Regions from separate parts of the Homo sapiens genome. Here regions 2 and 3 are each linked to region 1. Evidence: chromatin loops called from intact Hi-C (ENCODE). Cell type or tissue: K562. All regions are shown on one strand. Links, peaks and the distances in the headings refer to the core of each region. The heading gives the core; the rest is flanking DNA.

Region 1 (6,295 bases), core at 532-5,531:
AGCCTGGATGACAGAGTGAGACCCCATCTCAAAATAAATAAATAAATAAATAAATATTTAAGTAAAAAAATTTTAATGGGTGTGCTTAAGAACTAAACAAGGTTAATATCAGATAGTACTTTTTAGCCAATATTCCTGTCAATGTAAGGTTATTAATGAAAACTCAAGTTTCGTTAAAAACAGGAAACGTGGCCAGGCGCGGTGGCTCATGTCTGTAATCCCAGCACTTTGGGAGGCCGAGGCAGGCAGATCAAGAGGTCAGGAGATTGAGACCATCCTGGCTAACATGGTGAAACCCCGTCTCTACTAAAAATACAAAAAAATTAGCCAGGCCTGGTGGCAGGCGCCTAGTCCCAGCTACTTGGGAGGCTGAGGCAGGAGAATGGCGTGAACCTGGGAGGCGGAGCTTGCAGTGAGCCGAGATCGCACCACTGCACTCCAGCCTGGATGACAGAGTGAGAGTCCATCTCAAAAAAAAAAAAAAATATTTTACAGAGAAGATTTCATGGGAGAATGGATTCATTACAGAACTGCTGTAGAGAGACCATGGTATACTACAAGTATCATTGAACTAGCAAAGCTACAGACTTGAGTCTGGTCTTGGCCATGACATTAAATTATAAATGACCTGTAACAAATCATTCTTTCCAGACCTCAGTTTCCTCAGATGTAAAACTTCTGTCTATAGTACCTTCCATCCCCACATTTTTAGCAACATATGAATTTATCAGCTCTTCCAATTTCATTAAAACATTAAATATACAATGTTGGATAGTCTATTAAAAGTCAAACATTAACAAAGTCCTGAATGAGTTAGGAAATAGCATCATATCCTCAACAATAGCCATCCAATACTAAGAATTTGTAGGCTGATATAGTTTGGCTGTGTCCCCACCCAAATCTCATCTTGAATTGTAGCTCTCATAATTCCCACGTGTCGTGGCAGAGACCCAGTAGGAGGTAACTGAATCAAAGGCATGGGTCTTCCCATGCTCTTCTTGTGATAGTGAATAAGTCTCATGAGATCTGATGATTTTACAAAGGGCAGTTCCCCTGCACACGCTCTCTTGCCTGCCGCCATGTAAGACATGCCTTTGCTGATCTTCTGCATTCCACTATGATTTTGAGGCCTCCCCAGCCATGTGGAAATGAGAGTCCATTAAACCTCTTTTTCTTTATAAATTACCCAGTCTCAGGTATTTCTTCACAACAGTATGAAAATGGACTAATACATAGGCAATGGGGCAAGTATCTCCTTTAACTTACCTAGTATGAATTCTTGAAAAGATGAGGTCTTGTCCTTTTCACACCCAGAAATCACCATCCAAGTGAAATAATAATAGGTTGAAATTACAAAGATACCTTTGACCTATTATTTTGATAATATAAAAGTAACTATATATTAAATGTGTGAGCAACCCAAAAATATCTGCAAATAGGAAAAAAATAATCTGGGAGATGGCTATCCTGCAATTAAATAATTTTTACATAGTCAATCATGGAAAACATACAACTAACTACCTTTCACTCCTTTCACTCTGCCATTATGAAAAAGATAAAAATCACACAAAAGTAAACTAACAACCAGGAATGTTTTCAAGAAAACAATTCAATCTGGAATTAATGTAATTCCTTAACTTAAAAATCTCCTGGCCCACAATATCTACATCTAAAACCAGATTATGGCTAAAAAATGGTGTCTATGAGGATATGTCATTTTGAAAAGTTATATTCAGTATATACTATTTTATAAAGTAGAGAACAATACACCTTACCAAGAAATTAAAAATGATGAAAACATAAAAGAATGTGCATCTATCATTTGGAAAATGTATTTAAATAGCCAAACTATTAGTTTCCACACAACTTTAATATAAATAAAGAGAAAATTCAATACACTGTTCCAGTTTCATGTTTCAAGTCATATTTTAGAATGCAGCATGTATCATTTTAAGTTAGATCAGGTCAGTACACAAAGGAGAACCGCCAAATCAGGCAGGAAAAGCTTCCCAGAGGTGGGAAAAGCACGTGACCTGGTAAAATAAGAAAAGTTCTGGAGGCACAGGAAGCAGCCCATGTGACGGTGTGAAGGTATAAACACAACAAAGAAGTGAATGTGAGCTGTAAAAAGATGAATCCAAAGTATAAAGGTGAAACAAGTTCATCTCATAAATGAGAAAGGGCGAAGAGTCAAAGAGAAGGCTTAACCCTCATACCTGTTCTAGAAAACACCATGTGCCCAGAAACTGAATCAAAGGCAATGAGAATATTTATGACAAAACACATTATACAATGAGTTTGAGGAATCATAAAAAGAGTATCAAAGTAGTAGGCCTTGGGTTATGTGAAATTCAGTATCTGACTACCTGTGTTCTCTCTAGCCCTGTGCTAGTAACTGGAGAACATGACTTTTAAAGTGTGACACCCATTAGTGAGTGGTGAGGTCTTTGCAGTGGACCACTACCATCTTCTTTTTCAGTAAAACAGATCAGACACACATCTTTATTAGGAGTAAACAAAGTCTTCTGAAACTTTTGTTTCAATATGTAAGTATGTATGTATGTATTGGGTTTCATATTATTTATCACTCTAAGTTGAAATTTTTTAAATTTTATATACAAAAGCATAAGAAAAATTTCAAAATCATAATTCAACTGGGGAGTAGAGAGTGAATAAAAATTAGCTTTTCATGATTACATATAAATAAAAATCCATTTAAAAATAAATTTAAAGATGTAGAGATAAGAGAATAAGTGTCAAAACTATGTCACAACACAGGATGTACTATAGCAAGTCTGGACAGGAACAACACTGAGTGCTGGAGAACTTGGAAAGGCTTCACAAACAGATGGAACTGAGAGTTGCTTCCAAGATGGCCGAATAGGAACAGCTCCGGTCTACAGCTCCCTGCGAGATCGATGCAGAAGGCGGGTGATTTCTGCATTTCCATCTGAGGTACCTGGTTCATCTCATTGGGACTGGCTGGACAGTGGGTACAGTCCACGGAGGGTGAGCGGAAGCAGGGTGGGGCGTCCCCTCACCCGGGAAGCGCAAGGGGTCAAGGGATTTCCCTTTCCTAGCCAAGTGAAGCTGTGAGTGACTGTACCTGGAGGAAGGGTACACTACTGCCCAAATACTGTGCTTTTCTGACGGTCTTTGCAACCGGCAGACCAGGAGACTCCCTCCCGTGCCTGGCTTATGGGTCCCACGCCCAGGGAGCCTTGCTCGCTGCTAGCACAGCAGTTTGAGATTGACCTGGGACGCTGGAGCTTGGCAGGGGGAGGGGCGTCCGCCATTGCTGAGGCTTGAGTAGGTGGTTCTGTGCTTACAGCATAAAGCAGCAGGGAAGCTTGAACTGGGCGGAGCCCACCACAGCTCAGCAAGGCCTACTGCCTCTCTAGATTCCACCTCTGGGGGCAGGGCATATCTGAACAAAAGGCAGCAGACAGCTTCTGCAGACGTAAACGTCCCTGCCTGACAGGTCTAAGAGACCAGTGGTTCTCCCAGCATGGTGTTTCGAGCTCTGATAACAGACAGACTGCCTCCTCAAGTGGGTCCCTGACTGGGAGTGCAGCCTGACTGGGAGACACCTCCCAGTAGGGGCCGACAGACACCTCATACAGGCTGGTGCCCCCTGGGACAAAGCTTCCAGAGGAAGGATCAGGCAGCAATATTTGCTGTTCTGCAGCCTCTGCTGGTGATACCCAGGCAAACAGGGTCTGGAGTGGACCTCCAGCAAACTCCAACAGACCTGCAGCTGAGGGGCCTGTGAGAAGGAAAACAAACAAACAGAAAGGAATAGCACAAACAGATGGAACTAAACAAGCCAGGCTTTGACTCTTTCTTTAGGGGTATTTTCATTATAGCTTTTCATGTTGGTACAATGAAAACCCTGAACTACAAAGAGTAGGCATTTAAACGTTCCAACCGCAGGCTGGGCAGGGGACTGGGTGACAGCCTTCAAACCAGGAGGCTGCATTCGTGTCCCCATTCTAATATAAACTAAACTACTGAGCCACTGCAATAAAACACTGCCTCAGTTTTCTCATCAGCAAGACAGGAGACCAGATTTGTAGCACCTATTGCAAACCCAAAATGCTACAATTCTAAAATAGCAGCACTACTGTAGAGTTACCAAAGTTTAAATTTAGAACAAATATTTGTTCTAAACATTTGAGCTCCAAATTACTAATCTGCAAAAAAGGGCAAACAAGACTTGCAACATGGCTTGTTTCTGTGAAAAATGTATAGAAGATGTTCAGAACAATGCCTGGCACAACAGGCACAAAGCAAACTTCCTTTGCCCATCTTCCTCCATCCCAACTACAATGCCATCTATTACTCCTTCCTTCAGATGAGTCTTTCAAAAAACACAGTCCTGACACAATTTCTGTGGCTGGGAGGGAAAGTATCTGGGGGTTCTGCACTGATCTGCAGTCATCCTAAGAGTCTTGGTCTATACTTCCTCCTCTAGTGGCCTCCTCTATGTTAAAACAAAAAACAAGCTTTTGATCTGTAAATGTTCACAATGAGACAATGAGCTACTGAAAGAAATCTCATAGTTTTTAACTATCCCATCAAAGTTAAAATGTGCACCATAAAAAGTAGAAGGGTCTAGACCTAAAACTGGCATTGCACCATTGTGGTACACATGGCAGAAGCTTGCAAAAGGCTTAAAATCAGAAATCGGCACAAAGCAAAGTGACCCTCAGTAAGATATATGGTACCAATGACATAAAAGGGAACAGAGAGGTTCAGCTGCCAACACTAATGGAGAAGTCAGAACATGTTGCTAAGTCTGAGAGAAATGAAATATTGTACAACCAGTTATCAAGCTCTAATAATCACATGATCAAAGGGCCTTTGCCTCTATTCCTATCACAGGTCTTCTGAAAACCATTTGTTCCATTGCAGGAAGAAAGAGAAACAATATAATTTTGCCGTCCAGTAGTGTTTATGTTTGTGTATACATCCCATTCTCCCACCTACCCTCCATATCCCTCCTAAAAATCTTCAACCTGATAGGGAAGATTTCTGGCAAGTTCTCAAAAACTGAATTTCTTCCCAGAAGAAATTAAAAGTAGTTTACTTTCTCCTTCAACTGCCACCACAGAAGCACATATGTAACATATTAAACATCTAAATTTCTCATCTCTTCAGAAAAAATCCAATTCTATGATTAATCACTGCGCAAGTAACTGCAAATTTAAATTTACTCAGAGGACTCCACTTATGTAATAAAAAACAAGTTACATATCTGAATCAATATTATAATTCACTGCTAAATAACTAAGCCAAAACCAACAGGCATGTAATTTTAACTTTCAAAAGTTCAAACGTCCACTAGAAACTCAATGTTCCTATTAGACATGTCAAAAAGCACAGTATTCCGATTATTTTATTCAGTATTTTCAATGAAAAGTTTCACCACATAATTCATGGCTAAATGTGTTATAGAGAATATTTAGAGAGAACAAAAGAAGATTCGGATTTACCTTAAGTCTTTTAACTCAGTCAAGATATGGAAATATAAGATCACTGGATGCCAAAAAAATAAACGAACGAAAAACAAGCTTTTGATCTGTAAATGTTCACAATGAGACAATGAGCTAATGAAAGAAATCTCATTACTTCATCTCTGTTAGAAGTAACAGTAGTAATAATACTGGCTTTTCCAAGAACCACTCTGTCAAGCCTTCACATTTGGCTTAACAATAACATCAAAAGGAAAATTCTCAAATATGACCAAACTCAGCATAAGAACATACTTGAGTGCACGATGAAACTTTACAGATCCTACTTTCCTAACAATACAAAAAACTTTCAAAAAATTAATAAAATACTCTCATGGATAGCTAACATTTAAAACATAACTATATCTGAACTCCGTAACTGGCACCTTACCTAAGGCAAAAAGGGTGGGCAAGATGTGTTTTTTCAGCATCTTCACATTGTCTTCAATGCAGGGATTCACCCACTTTGGTGAACAAATTACAAGAATGTTTCATCAAGCTCTTTCTACCATATTCTTGATAATTTCTATATCTATTCCACCAAATAATGTTTCAGCTCTATAAAAAGCAAGGATCCCTGGATTGCCACCCTGCGTACCCTTCAGACACCTGACTTGGATAACAGATTTCTGTGATTATGCTCAGTGAGAAAACCTGTGTTGATGCTTTTCCACTTATAAAAACATGAACGCTTCTATTTTTCCCAGCACCTATGTTACAGTATAATAAAGTATCTGTAAAGTACCTACCACTCCTGAGAAGAAAATCACTATATAAATACA
Region 2 (6,295 bases), core at 606-5,605, 100 kb before region 1:
ATGGGAGCAGCAGTCGGGGGCAGAGAGCAGGGCTGTGACAGTGCTGAGCGCGCTGAGTGAGGCCAGAGTGGAGGGAACTGATGCAAGGGAAAGTGAGGTGGCGGAGAGGAAGGAGGGCAGCCACGGCTCAGTGCAGGGCAAGCAGCCCTCCCGAGGCCTGAAGGGATTCATGGAGAAGATGTGAGGGCACGAGGCAAAGTTGCTTTTTGTATTCTAGAATAATTCAAAGGAAATCTGAAATCTGAAATCAGTTTTAGAAAGGTGTTCATAAAAATGTTTAATGTCATCTAAAACAGGGGTCCCAGCCCCAGGGCCACAGACTGGGTGGAGCATGGCCTGTTAGGAACCGGGCTACCCAGAAAGACGTGAGGGGCCTGTGAGCTAGAGAGCTAGGGAAGCTTCTTCTGTATTTACAGCGGCTCCCCATCGCTTGCATCACTGCCTGAACTCCGCCTCCTGTCAGATCAGCCACATCATTAGATTCTCACAGGAGCGTGAACCCTATTGTGGACTACACATGTGAGGGATCTAGGTTGCAAGGGATCTAGGTGTGCGCTCCTTATGAGAATCTAATGCCCGATGATCTGAGGTGGAACAGTTTCATCCCAAAACCGTCTCCCACCCCTGTTCCCCAGACCCTGGAAAAAATGTCTTTCATGAAACCGGTCCCTGCTTCCAAAAAGGTTGGGGACTGCTGATCTAAAGTGAATCCAGCCGGGTGCAGTGGCTCAGGCTTATAATCCCAGCTACTAGGGAGGCTGAGGCAGGAGAATCGCTTGAACCCAGGGGGTGGAGGTTTCAGTGAGCAAATATCACGCCACTGCACTCCAGCCTGGGTGACAGAGTGAGACTCCGTCTAAAACAAAAAACAAAAACAAAAACAAAAAACAAAATTAAACTCAATCCAGGACAGGCATTTCCTCTCCTGGGAATGATTTTTCCTTTCCTGGATCTGCCTGATGACGCTTGCGTTAAGCTCCCTCTGGAAACTTCCCTGACTCTTCTAGCGAGTGGAGTTTAACTCCATTCTAGCATGGACCACACTAGTTACAATGATGCGTTTTTGTGTTTTTCTCCTTAACTAGATCAATGCTCCCTAGCTGGAAACCAAGGGGCTGCATCCTACTCCTCATGGCCTCGCTAGGTAAGACTGTGTTGGCTGCGTGACCTGTGATGAAGCTGAGGCTCAGAGAGGTGCTTAGGTTCCCAAGAGCACCCTGCTGGGAACTAAAGGGGCCTGGACGCAAACCCAGGATGATCCCAGGACTTGAGCTCATTCCACTCCTTTGTGCTGCTACCAAAATATGTTTAAAGAAAGTGCTTAGTATATTAAATGCTGGTGAATAAATAAATGAAGGGATGGGTGGGTGAGTGGATAAAGCCATGTCTTTGTAAAGCCCTTCTTTGTTCATTGTCATCGGGCTGTATGGTTTAGTGGAAGGGACCCCACCCATTCCACCATCAATTATCTAACTAAATTTATTAATATGGCCTCTGGGCCTCAGTGCCTTCATCTTTGAGAGGAGCAATAACACCGACCTCACAGGTCAGGGGTGAAGGTCAAGTGTGATAATTTAATTGAAAGCATTCTGTAAATTGTAAGGCCAGGTGAGGTGGCTCACTCCCGTAATCCCAACACTTTGCGGGGCCGAGGTGAGCGGATCACTTGAAGTCAGGAGTTTGAGACCAGCCTGGCCAACATGGTGAAACCCCATCTCTACTAATAATACAAAAATTAGCCAGGCATGGTGGCGGGCACCTGTAATCCCAGCTACTCGGGAGGCTGAGGCAGGAGAATCGCTTGAACCTGGGAGGCAGAGGTTGCAGTGAGCCGAGATCGCAGCACTGCGCTCCAGCCTGGGTGACAGAGTGAGACTCTGTCTCAAAAAAATAAAATAAAATAATAAAATAAAATAAAATAAATAAGAACATGATCTATAAATCGTAAACTATAAAGTGCAAAATAAATACACAGTCATATTAAGGCCAATGATTATTGTGAATTCTTTTCATGACATCTGAGCCATTCATCCATTTACTCATTCTTAAACGTCTATTAGGCTTTTGGCATTAGGGACACAAGAGTGTAGTTTCTGCCCTCAAGGAGCTCGCACTCTGATGAGAGAGACAGGAAAGCTAACAGGCAATTATAACACAGCTGGCATGTGCTAACAGGAATCAGATAAGAATGAGTTCTTGCATTTTAGATGTGTGGAAACCTAAGTTCTCCCTTTTGCCAACCATAGTTCCCGGCTTTGTACTCAGTAGGTGCTCTACCCAATGGCTCTGGTCACCTCAGGCCAGGCTAAAGGTTCAGGGCATTTGGACATCTAGGAGCTGTGAGGAGGCAGCCCCCGGCCAGCTCTACAGATAGCACCTGCAGTGGTGAGTCAGTAGCTGCCACGTAGGCCTGGCCTGGCTCTGTGCACAGTGCCATGGGCTCTGCCTGTCACAGCAGCAGTGCTTAGGGAGGATTCATTTTGTCAGCCGGAGACGCAGTTGGTGAGGGGTCTGCACGGGAAAGCAGTGAACACATCCTCTTACACCGAGGTCCTGTTTACACTTCAATCTCCACTCTCCCTGGCTGCTCTGAGCTGAGCTCTCTTGCCCTGGGCCCTGACCAGCACTTGTCAGGAGGGGAGGGAGTGTGTTTGAACATCCACAGATGTGTTTACATTTTGGAGACATTTACCAGCAGAAACAAGCCTCGGTACTCTGCCCAAGTTCCATGCGTTGACAGTAGCAACCACACAAATGTTGCTTTCAAAGGGCTTATTATTCCTGGTGATTATAATACTAACAGTGGCAGCCCTCTTGTTTGAGGCACATCCTACATCTTAGGGCCAAAGATAAGGCCACAACCCCATGAACCAAGTGTTACTATCATCCTGACTCAACAGATAAACAAACAGACTTGGAATGATTAATTACATTACTTCCCTGAAGACACACAGTAGGAGGTAGAGCTGGGGTTTTTTTAGTTTGTTTTCTTGAGACAGAGTCTTGTTCTGTCACCAGGCTAGAGTGCAGTGGCACGATCATAGCTCACTGAAGCCTCCAACTCTGGGCTCAAGCAATCCTCCCTCATTTTTAAAATTTATGTCTATTTTTTTGTAGAGATGAGGTCTTGCTCTGTTGCCCAGGCTGGTCTCTAACTCCTGGCCTCAAGTGATTCTCCCGCCTCAGCCTCCCAAAGTATTGGGATTATAGGCGAGAGCTACTCTGCCTGGCCAAAACTGGGCTTTGATGCCATAGCCGGTGGGTTTAATCCACCTTCTATGTCAACGCCAGACCTTGTCCTTTATAAGCTAATTAGTCACAGTGATGCACCTGTTGCGTGCTGCACCCTCTGTCTAGAATGCTCTCCCTCCAATATCTGCATAGCTCCCTCTGGTGCCCTACCTGAAAGAGCACCTCTCGTCTAGCCTCCTTTGTCCCTTTTCATGCTTTACTTTTATTCACAGAACTTACCCTTAGCTGACATCACATTATGTATCTATTATTTGTTTATTTTCAGTCTCTCCGTTAGACTATAAAGTCCTCGGGGGTGAGGGCTTTGTTTTGTTCACTGCTGAATCTCCAGCACCTACAAAATAGGGCCTGGGGCCCAGAAGGTGCTGCAAAAAGATTGGATGACTAAAAGGATACATTTCATGCTAATGTGAATCATGCAAAGTTGAGATGGTGCCACATAAAACATGAATAAAGCCTCACTTGGTTTGCAAAATCTGATAATTCAATGTTTCCAGGTTGTAAGAATTCATCAAAATCACACCATTTCAAAGCTGGTGGGAAGGTGATTATAAGTAGTGCATATGCTGTTATCCAAGGTGGCCCCGTTTTAGCTGAAATCCCTGGGCTTATCTCACCCTGAGCCAGGCTGTGCTTGAACCTCAGAAGCCCTTAGAGCAATCTGGATGATGAGTGTGCTATTATTTTATCATTCACTAACATTATAATTTAAAGTATTTTCAGAACCTATAAAAATGTCATCCAAGTATTCACTATGTGCAAGTGGTATAAACTTTGCTTGGAATCATTAACTTTGGAGCAGAAATTAGATGTGACCAAATATGCTATAAAAGAAGAACTTGAAACCTCACCCTGTTAATTTTGGAAAGAGGACTCTGCAAACTCTAAGGCAAAATATGCAATAATGGTTAAAGACGTATGTGTTTTAAGAAATCATTGCCTTGATACTTTGTGCTTATTTCTATGTTTTAATTTACTTCGTATATAATATGAATTCTGAGAGTCAAACATCACCTCTAGAACATGACCACCTTGTACTACAGGGTTCGAGGCCCTCCCTTGTTTGCAGTTTCTGACTCTCCCCATAGCAGGTTTGCTGCTGGAGGGTAAACCCAGCCCAGACAGTCATAAGGGAGGTTCTCTGGCCGGTCAGCCCAGAGATCCAGAGGGCTGCTCCCCAGTCATCCATTGCCAGCCCCTCGCCTTGTGTTTATTCTCACCTTGGCTACTGGGGCTCCCATCAGCTACCCAGACTAAGCTCAGCAGACCTCTTGGGCAAAGACCTGCCCTTATGCAAATAAATGTCTATCCTACACAACAGAACCATACATCAGGCTGGAAGTGCTGAATAGACCACGTCTTCTTCCTTTGTTCTGAAACTGCCAGCCATGGGCTTGTGCTAACCTTTAGCTACCTCTTTTAACATAGAACAAACTGCCGCCCGATATGGAACAGCAGCTGACACAAATGCTAACTTCCCCTACCATCTGGGGCCTCGGCAGAGGTCTGCGTTGAAGAAACCAAAGTTAGGTTTGAAACCTCGAGACGGGTCTGTTCTGTGTTCACCAGAAGGCCACGGGTCCTGATGCCTGTTCTCCCTCCTTCTGTAAGTCCTGGGGTGGTCCTGGAAGATTTCATCTACCACTTGGGTGGCCCATCTCACAGGCTGCCCCAGAGCTCTTTACCCCCTTTCTTCTCAGCTGCGGACATCACAAGCAGACCCAGGCCCCTGGCTCATCACCCCGAGCTCTGGCAATTCTGGAACTTTAACTCTGTCATTCCAGCAACAGCCACTATACTTGCTCTTTGACAGCTCCGAGATGGCCAGTCCCTTAGTCAGTCTGGACTCCTCCCTGTATTTCCTACCGTCCTGTGCAGCCTAAACCATTGCTGTGCCATCATTTAAACCATACTTGCTCCAGCACCCTTGATCCTGCTGTATCCTCCCTGCAAACCTGCCCTGCTAAACCGGGACTCAGAATAGAGTCAGCTCTCTGCCTTATGTTCACACACACATGCACACCCAGGTTGCTTAAACTATCAGAGAATGTCTCCCTAGCATGGGTTTGGTGCCACCACCAATCCATGGCCTCCAGCTACAAGTGGCCCTCGCACTGCCTGGAAGTTCTCCTCCCCATCAACAGTCACTTCTAATTCTCTCAGAAGTTATTTCATGGCCGGGCACGGTGGCTCACGCCTGTAATCCTAGCACTTTGGGAGGCCGAGGCGGACAGATCACCTGAGGTCAGGAGTTCAAGACCAGCCTGGCCAACTTGGTGAAACCCCATCTCTACTAAAAAAATACAAAATGTATCCGGGCACAGTGGTGCATGCCTGTAATCCCAGCTACTCGGGAGGCTGAGGCTGGAGAATCGCTTGGACCCGGGAGGCGGAGGTTGCAGTGAGCCAAGATCTTGCCACTGCACTCCAGCCTGGGTGACAGAGCGAGACTCTGTCCAAAAAAAAAAGTGATTTCGCACAGTCTTAAATCTTCTTCTGAGCCCTTTCCTACCAGTTCTCCCCGCCAACTCTGCACCCCCAGCTCCTGTTCTGAACTTGTCTGCATTTCCACCCATCCTTGCAACTCCTCTTCTAACAGTGGACAGGGTCCCTCCTCCTGCCCAGCTCCACGCTTCCACCCACATGGAGGATCCCACCCCTCGCCTCCCTTCTTCACAGTGGTAACAGACTGAATAACAGCCCCCAGGACTGCAGGTCCGAATCGCGGGAAACTTTAAATGTTACCTTAGTTGGAGAAAAGTTCTTTGCAGGTGTGTGATCAAGTTAAGGACCTTGCAATAAGGAGATCATCCTGGGTTATCCAGTGGGCCCTAAATGTCATCACAAGCATCCTTATAAGAAGGAGGTTACCAGATGTAGTGGTGCGTACCTGTAGTCCTCAGGTACCTCCACTCAGGAGGCTGAGGCAGGAGAATCGCTTGAGTCCAGGAGTTCGAGACCAGCCTGGGCAACGCAGCAAAATCCTGTCTCTAAAAAAAGAAAAAGTGAGGTACAGGGAGCGTTAACAGGAAGAGGAGAAGGT
Region 3 (6,295 bases), core at 576-5,575, 79 kb after region 1:
ACCTCCTTCTACTGTTTCCTCAAATGCCAAGGTACCATATTTTCAGGTGGCATTTCCTGTACCACATCAGTGTGTATGAGATCAGGCTCTGGCAGATCTGGAAATGACACAGAAACTTCAGGAACACATGGTGGTCCAGGCTCCCGTGGTACCTTTCCCACTGTCTTATTGTTCCTCTCTCAACACATACCCATGGCCTTATGGGGAGTTCCCTGCCCCCACTAAATAGAGGAGGGAAAGGTGTGGGTCAGCTTTATTAATGGATCTTCATGGTAAGATGGAACCAGCCAGAAATGATGAGGTGTTGAACTATACCCCACCCAGGAATGGCCAGAAAGAGAGGGGTGAAAGACAATCTTTCCAGTGGGCTTCGGGCATTAGGTCTGGTTTATTTGCATGAAAGGGAAGATAGTCTGAGCAATGACCCTCTAATCCATGGTTAGTCATTGACAGATTCATCAGATTAGTCAGCAACTTGGGAAAGAGTAAACTGCATATTTGGTGACATGGAGGGCTGGGGGAGAGGTGTGTGGACTATGCACAGAATGTGAGGATGTTTTTATACCATGTAAATGTCCCCCACAGCATCCACTGTGAAGGAGCCTCTCATTAATCCTTTTGGTCATTGGGCTGCCCTAACAAAGTGCCACAGCCTGGATGGCATAAACAATAGACATGTATTTTCTTACAGATCCAGAGGCTGGAAGTCCAAGATCAGATGCCATCAGTGCTGGTTTCTTCTGAAGTCTCTCTTCCAGATTTGTAGACAGTTGCCCTCTCTTGTCCCCATGTGGCCTTTCCTCTGTGTGTGTGGAGAGGGAGAGCTCTCTGATGTTTCTTCCACTTCTTATAAGGACAGCGATCCTATGAGATTAGGCCTCAACCCTTATGATCTCAATTATCTCCTGTCTCCAAATACAGTCACATGGGGGAATTAGGGCTTCACTATATGAATTTGGGGGCCACAATTCTGTTTCTAACAATAATCATGTGGTCAAGATGATCCAATCTGTGGATATCTATCAGTCTCTTTCCCTCACTTCCCACGTACTTGCTTAATTGGCCCATGAACAAAGCACACATATGGCAGGGATGGACGCTATGCATGGGCTCAGTAGCACACTCTCACCAAGACTGATCTGGCCTCTGCCAGAACTCAATGTCCAATCGGCCACAGCAGATCAACACTAAGACCCTAAAATGGCACCGTTCCTTAAAGAGACCCAGCAAAGACATCTGATTGCAGGTAGATAACTTTGGATCCCTTTCATCAGGTAGGAGGCAGAATTAGCCTCACAGAGACAAATATTTGCTCCAAGTATGGATTTGCCTTTCCTGTCCCCAGTATGTCTGCCAGCACCAAAGTTCATGGACTTAAAGAATGTCTTGTCTATCCCAAATGGTGTCAAAACTCAAACATCTCCCTGCAAGGGATACACTTTTCAGAGGTGGCAATGTGACAGCGGGCTCATAACCATGGAATTCACTGGTTTTATCACGATTCATTCCCTAGAAAAATATGGATTAATTGGGCCAGGCGCGGTGGCTCATGCCTGTAATCCCAGCACTTTGGGAGGCCGAGGCGGGCAGATCACAAGGTCAGGAGTTTGAGACCAGCCTGGCCAATATGGTGAAACCCCATCTCTACTAAAAATACAAAAATTAGCTAGGCATGGTGGCATGCACCTGTAGTCCCAGCTACCTGAGAGGCTGAGGCAGAAGAATCGCTTGAACCTGGGAGACAGAGGTTGCAGTGAAACAAGATCGAGCCACTGCACTCCAGCCTGGGTGACAGAGTGAGACGCCATCTAAATAAATAAATAAATAAATGGATTAATTGGATGGTGGAATGGCCTGCTGAAGACACAGACACAGTGACAGCTGAGGGGCAATGCCTGGCAGGGTGGGGTGCTTTCCTATAAGATGCAGTAACTGCCTCAAACCAGCAGCAGCCCAGGATGCCACCTCCCCCGTAATCAGATTGCATCAGCCTGGGAACCGAGGGGTGGAGGCAGGAGTGGTTCTTCGCACTATTACACTAATTCACCATGGAAAGAATTCTTGCTTTTTGTTTGACCTTGGGCTCAGTGGCTGACCTAGAAGAAATACTTCCATCAAGGAACACAAAGTAACATCCAATTGGAAGTTGAAACTGAGTGTGACCCTAAGCCATCTGAGCCTCCTCATGCTGCTAAACCAAAAGGCAGAGAAAGCAGTCACTGTATTGGCTGTCTCCATTGACTAGAAGGAAATTCCTTTGCAGCTACCCGACAGGAGAGACTCATCCAAGAGATTCACTGAGGCATCTCTTATTCTAGCAGTCGGTGGAAAGTGGTGCAACCCAGAGAGGCAGGTTCACCGAGGACTCAGATCACAGATGAAGGTATGGATCACCCTGCCAAGTAACAAACCCCACTCAGCCCGAAGGAGGTAATGGGTGGTGGAAGAAGGAAGCTATGATTATCAGCGTGGCCTCCATGACTTGTTCCAGAAATGTGCTCAGTCAGAGTTACATTTCATTGTAATTATTTTAATTGCCCCCTCACTCCAGTCTCCTTGAATCTCCCCCTCCTTCATACCTTCAATGATGGGCACTGGCAATGGCTACCATTTTAGACTCGAGGTTAGACTATGACTGAATTGAAGTCATCATGCAATGGTACAGCAGTTAATAGGAATTTTGTGGGTGCCCTCTGCTGGGAACATAAGTATTTCACCTGGCAAAAGGATAAGGGTGAATGCTTGAGGGGATCCCATACTGGATAACTTCCATTTGCCCCATCTAGCTGTCTTCAGACCAGGGAGGCAGACCTGTATGGACCGCAGCAATGGGCTCTCTTGCCCTCTGCATTCTGGTTAGATTCAGCCAATAGAAAACATGGGCAGGAGATCAAAGGATGGAGAAAAACGAAGTTGAGGTCACTATTTCCAATTCCTCCCTTGCTGGGTCACTACGGATTGACTGTGTCCTCTACTAAAAGCTTTTCCCTGGGTTTTGGTGACCATTCTCTCCATTTGCCCCTCCACCATTCCGTTATTAACTTGGGTATACCACACCATTCCCTGTTACTTTCACAGAACCCTGCCTACACTTTTGTAATAGTACCTTTGGGGTTTTCTGTTTTTCTTTTTTTTGAGACAAGGTCTCACTCTGTCACCCAGGCTGGAGTGCAGTGGCATGATCACAGCTCACTGCAGCCTGGAACTCCTGGGCTCAAGTGATCCTCCTGCCTCAGCCTCCGAAAGTGCCGGGATTACAGGCGTAAGCAATGCACATGGCCTATAATATTGTTAAACTGCCCTTGATTACCCAGTTTGAAGGCATCATCTGCTTCCTGCCAGGAACGTGCCAGATACAACCAGGGCCTGTGCATGGCCCTGGGGTTAAAAAAATAAAGAAGACCTGGTTCTCAACCTCAAGGAATTTGTGCATCTTATAGTTGAAACAATTACGTAGAGAGATACATAATTCAAATGACATGTAACAAAATGCATAACAGGGGTATATGTGAGGCATGCTGTTCTACCAAGGAGAAAGTGATCAGCTGTGCTTCCAGATGGGGGTGGGCACGGGGGAACAGGATCACTGTCCCCCGCTCCAAGATGAAAGATTTCAACTGGGTCTTAACAGATAAGTGGAAAGTTAGGAATGCCTCCTCTACACATCCTCACAAATTAGTTGGTTCTTTGATTCACCCAGGTGGCAGAAATGCCTCCAGCAATGTCTTCAGTGTGACAGGACTAAAGGAGAGGGAGTTCAGAGAAGAGACATGTTCCACACCACTCTAAGAGAGAGGCAGATGTCAAGAACAGAGGCTGTGAGGAGGTGAGGCAAAGAGCAGCTTCCCTGCCATTTTCTACACTATCCTGCCCCACAATGATGATCTCAACTCCCATTGTATATCCTAGTTGCACTCAGACCTGGGCAACCTCAACATGCAGACCCCTTCCTGAAGGCAGCATAATTCTTAACCCCTACTAAGGAGGAATGACACAATGGGCTAACATTTAATAAGTTTATTATATCCTTACCAGACGAACAATCTATGCGGAATAGAGGGGACAAAGGAACATGTTAAATAACACCATAAAGTTATAATCAGCAAAATCTAAACTGTGGGAAGCCCTACAGTATCAACTGGTTTATCCCAAAAATAAATTGCAAGGGAAGCAAATGGTTTTGAAGAAACCCAAAGATTAAAAGAGGTCTAAAAGGGCCATGTGCAGTGGCTCATGCCTGTAATCTCTGCCCTTTGGGAGGCAGAGGCAGGCGGATCACTTGAGCTCAGGAGTTCGAGACCAGCCTGTGCAACAACATGGTGAAACCTCATCTCTACAACAAATACAAAAATTAGCCAGGTACGGTGGCATGCGCCTGTAACCCCAGCTACTCGGGAGGCTGAGGCAGAAGAATCACTTAAACCTGGGAGGTGGAGGTTGCAGTGAACTGAGATCGCACCATTGCACTCAAGCCTGGGCAACAAGAGTGAAACTCCATCTCAGAAAAAAAAAAAATAATAATAATAATGGCTAAGCCCTTCCTCCAGAGATTCTGATTCAATTAAACTGGGCTTTGGGTATCACTTTTTAAAGTTTTCCAGATAATGCTAATGATTTCTTAGAGGAATATTTTTAGGACCAAGTGACACAGTCAATTATTTCCAATTAATTAATGATGCATTTGAATCAACCATTCAATCATGTATTCATTTATTCAGTTTTCAACTCTATTGACTGAATGTTCTATTTCAGAAAAATTATGTCTATGAACTTTCCATTTTTTAAATAGTTTTTACCATCTCCTAAAAATGTTTACCTTTTTTTTCCGCTGGATTTTCATTGGTTAACTACATAATGAAATTAAACTCTGAACAGCATCTTTCCCACAAATTTCACACTAAGCGCTTTTTCTAGAACTAGACAATAGCAAAGAAGAACAAAATTAAATAGTCTAGACAAGGAAGAAAAAAATCTATTTTCAGTTTATATTTTATTAGCAGTAGCTTGTCAGTCAGATGATATGTTAAAATTACCCAGAATAAAAAAGGAATGAGGCCAGGTGCGGTGGCTCTCGCCTTTGGGAGGCCAAGGTGGGAGGATCACTTGAGGTCAGGAGTTCAAGACTAGCCTGGCCAACATGGTGAAACCCCGTCTCTACTAAAGATACAAAAATTAGCCAGGCGTGGTGGCAGACACCTGTAATCCCAGCTACTCAGGAGGCTGAGGCAGGAAAATCACTTGAACCCGGAAAGTGGAGGTTGCAGTGAGCCAAGATCGTGCCACTGCACTCTAGCCTGGGTGACAGAGCAAGATTTCTCTTAAAAAAAAAAATCAGTAGTTTTTTGAAACCCTTTTTTATTTCTCCTTAAGCACTCTGCCAAATAATTATCCATATAATTAAAATTCTAGGTGACTTCAGCAGTGGGCCAGAGACGTAGACCTTTGTATCCAATGCTTTCAGAAAAGAAGGTAGAATACAAAGTTTCAATCTTGCTATGAATGCCTTTATGAATTTCTTTTATGCACATGTGCAAAAGTTGTTGTAGGATATATATTAGTGAAATTTCTGGGTTACAGAGTATGTGAATGTTTAATTATCCTAGACTCCCAGCCAAATCTAATGGGATCTGGCCTAGAGGCTGCACTTTTATGGAGTGATATAAGATCCATCTCTCCCACTCTCTCCTTTGGACAGATATCAGTGAAAATCGCAGAGTAGAGAGCTCCAAAACATTATGTCTCCACAAAAGCAATGAAAAGCTTGCAAAAATTATCACAATGAACTTTTTCAGAACTTTAGAATCCAATAAAAAAGTTACAACAACCAGGGGAAAGCTTAATGATAAAAAAAAAAAAAGCTGAGTGTCAGTAACAGAGCTTTGTGAATTTTAACTTACCTGGTTACTGTCCGCAACTTCCCAACTCAGCTGCAGACTTGAAAACTGAAGCCCATTTTCCTGCTGCAGGTTGCTGGTAACAGAGGGAACAATACAGACCTTATTCTCAAAGAATTAAAGAATTGTGGTTCTGTGTTTTGACCCATATGGTAGCTTCCTGAAGGATCTGCTCAAGGGCTTACCTGTATTTTACCTGTCTTGGAGCTTCCCCAGAGTTGAGGCTACTTCCAGGGTGGTGTTTGTCAAACAAATTTAAAGGCAAATGTATTAGCTATTGCCACCTGTAGCAAAGGATAACAGCTGCACAAGCAATAGAAAAAACAAAAAGCCTGGGAAAAAAGAGGCTGGAGAAGGACATACTTCAACAAAGAAGGGCTTTGAAAAGCTCTCATGTTACT

What was found. Hi-C counts contacts between places; a loop is a spot of excess contacts. Peaks named below come from ENCODE experiments on the same cell type or tissue, not always from the same donor. Only the 100,000 strongest peaks of a DNase experiment are listed, where the experiment ranks them.
Region 2: a loop joins it to region 1, with 2.2 times the contacts of the local background. A loop is called at or near these places in 2 of 110 quality-filtered maps.
Region 3: it touches region 1 in a loop (20-fold over the local background); 2 of 110 quality-filtered maps call a loop at or near these places.

What each region holds. Positions count from the first base shown.
Region 1 is chr13:27,122,622-27,128,916 of GRCh38, forward strand. The region is part of intron 1 of USP12 (ubiquitin specific peptidase 12); the gene reads right to left. USP12-AS1 (USP12 antisense RNA 1) reads left to right here and starts at 2,912. Exons shown (of 3, transcript NR_046547.1): 1 at 2,912-2,955. RefSeq lists an enhancer at 3,203-3,702. In K562, for the core only: a CTCF peak has its summit at 3,604 (motif pointing right); a DNase peak (open chromatin) is centred at 3,524; H3K4me3 peaks cover 1,074 bases.
Region 2 is chr13:27,020,257-27,026,551 of GRCh38, forward strand. No RefSeq gene overlaps it. Among named protein-coding and RNA genes, the nearest start is that of USP12-AS1, 100 kb to the right of the region's middle. In K562, for the core only: no CTCF peak of the experiment used is centred there; a DNase peak (open chromatin) is centred at 2,855; H3K27me3 peaks cover 468 bases.
Region 3 is chr13:27,201,398-27,207,692 of GRCh38, forward strand. No RefSeq gene overlaps it. Among named protein-coding and RNA genes, the nearest start is that of USP12-DT, 32 kb to the left of the region's middle. In K562, for the core only: a CTCF peak has its summit at 2,678 (motif pointing left); no DNase peak of the experiment used is centred there.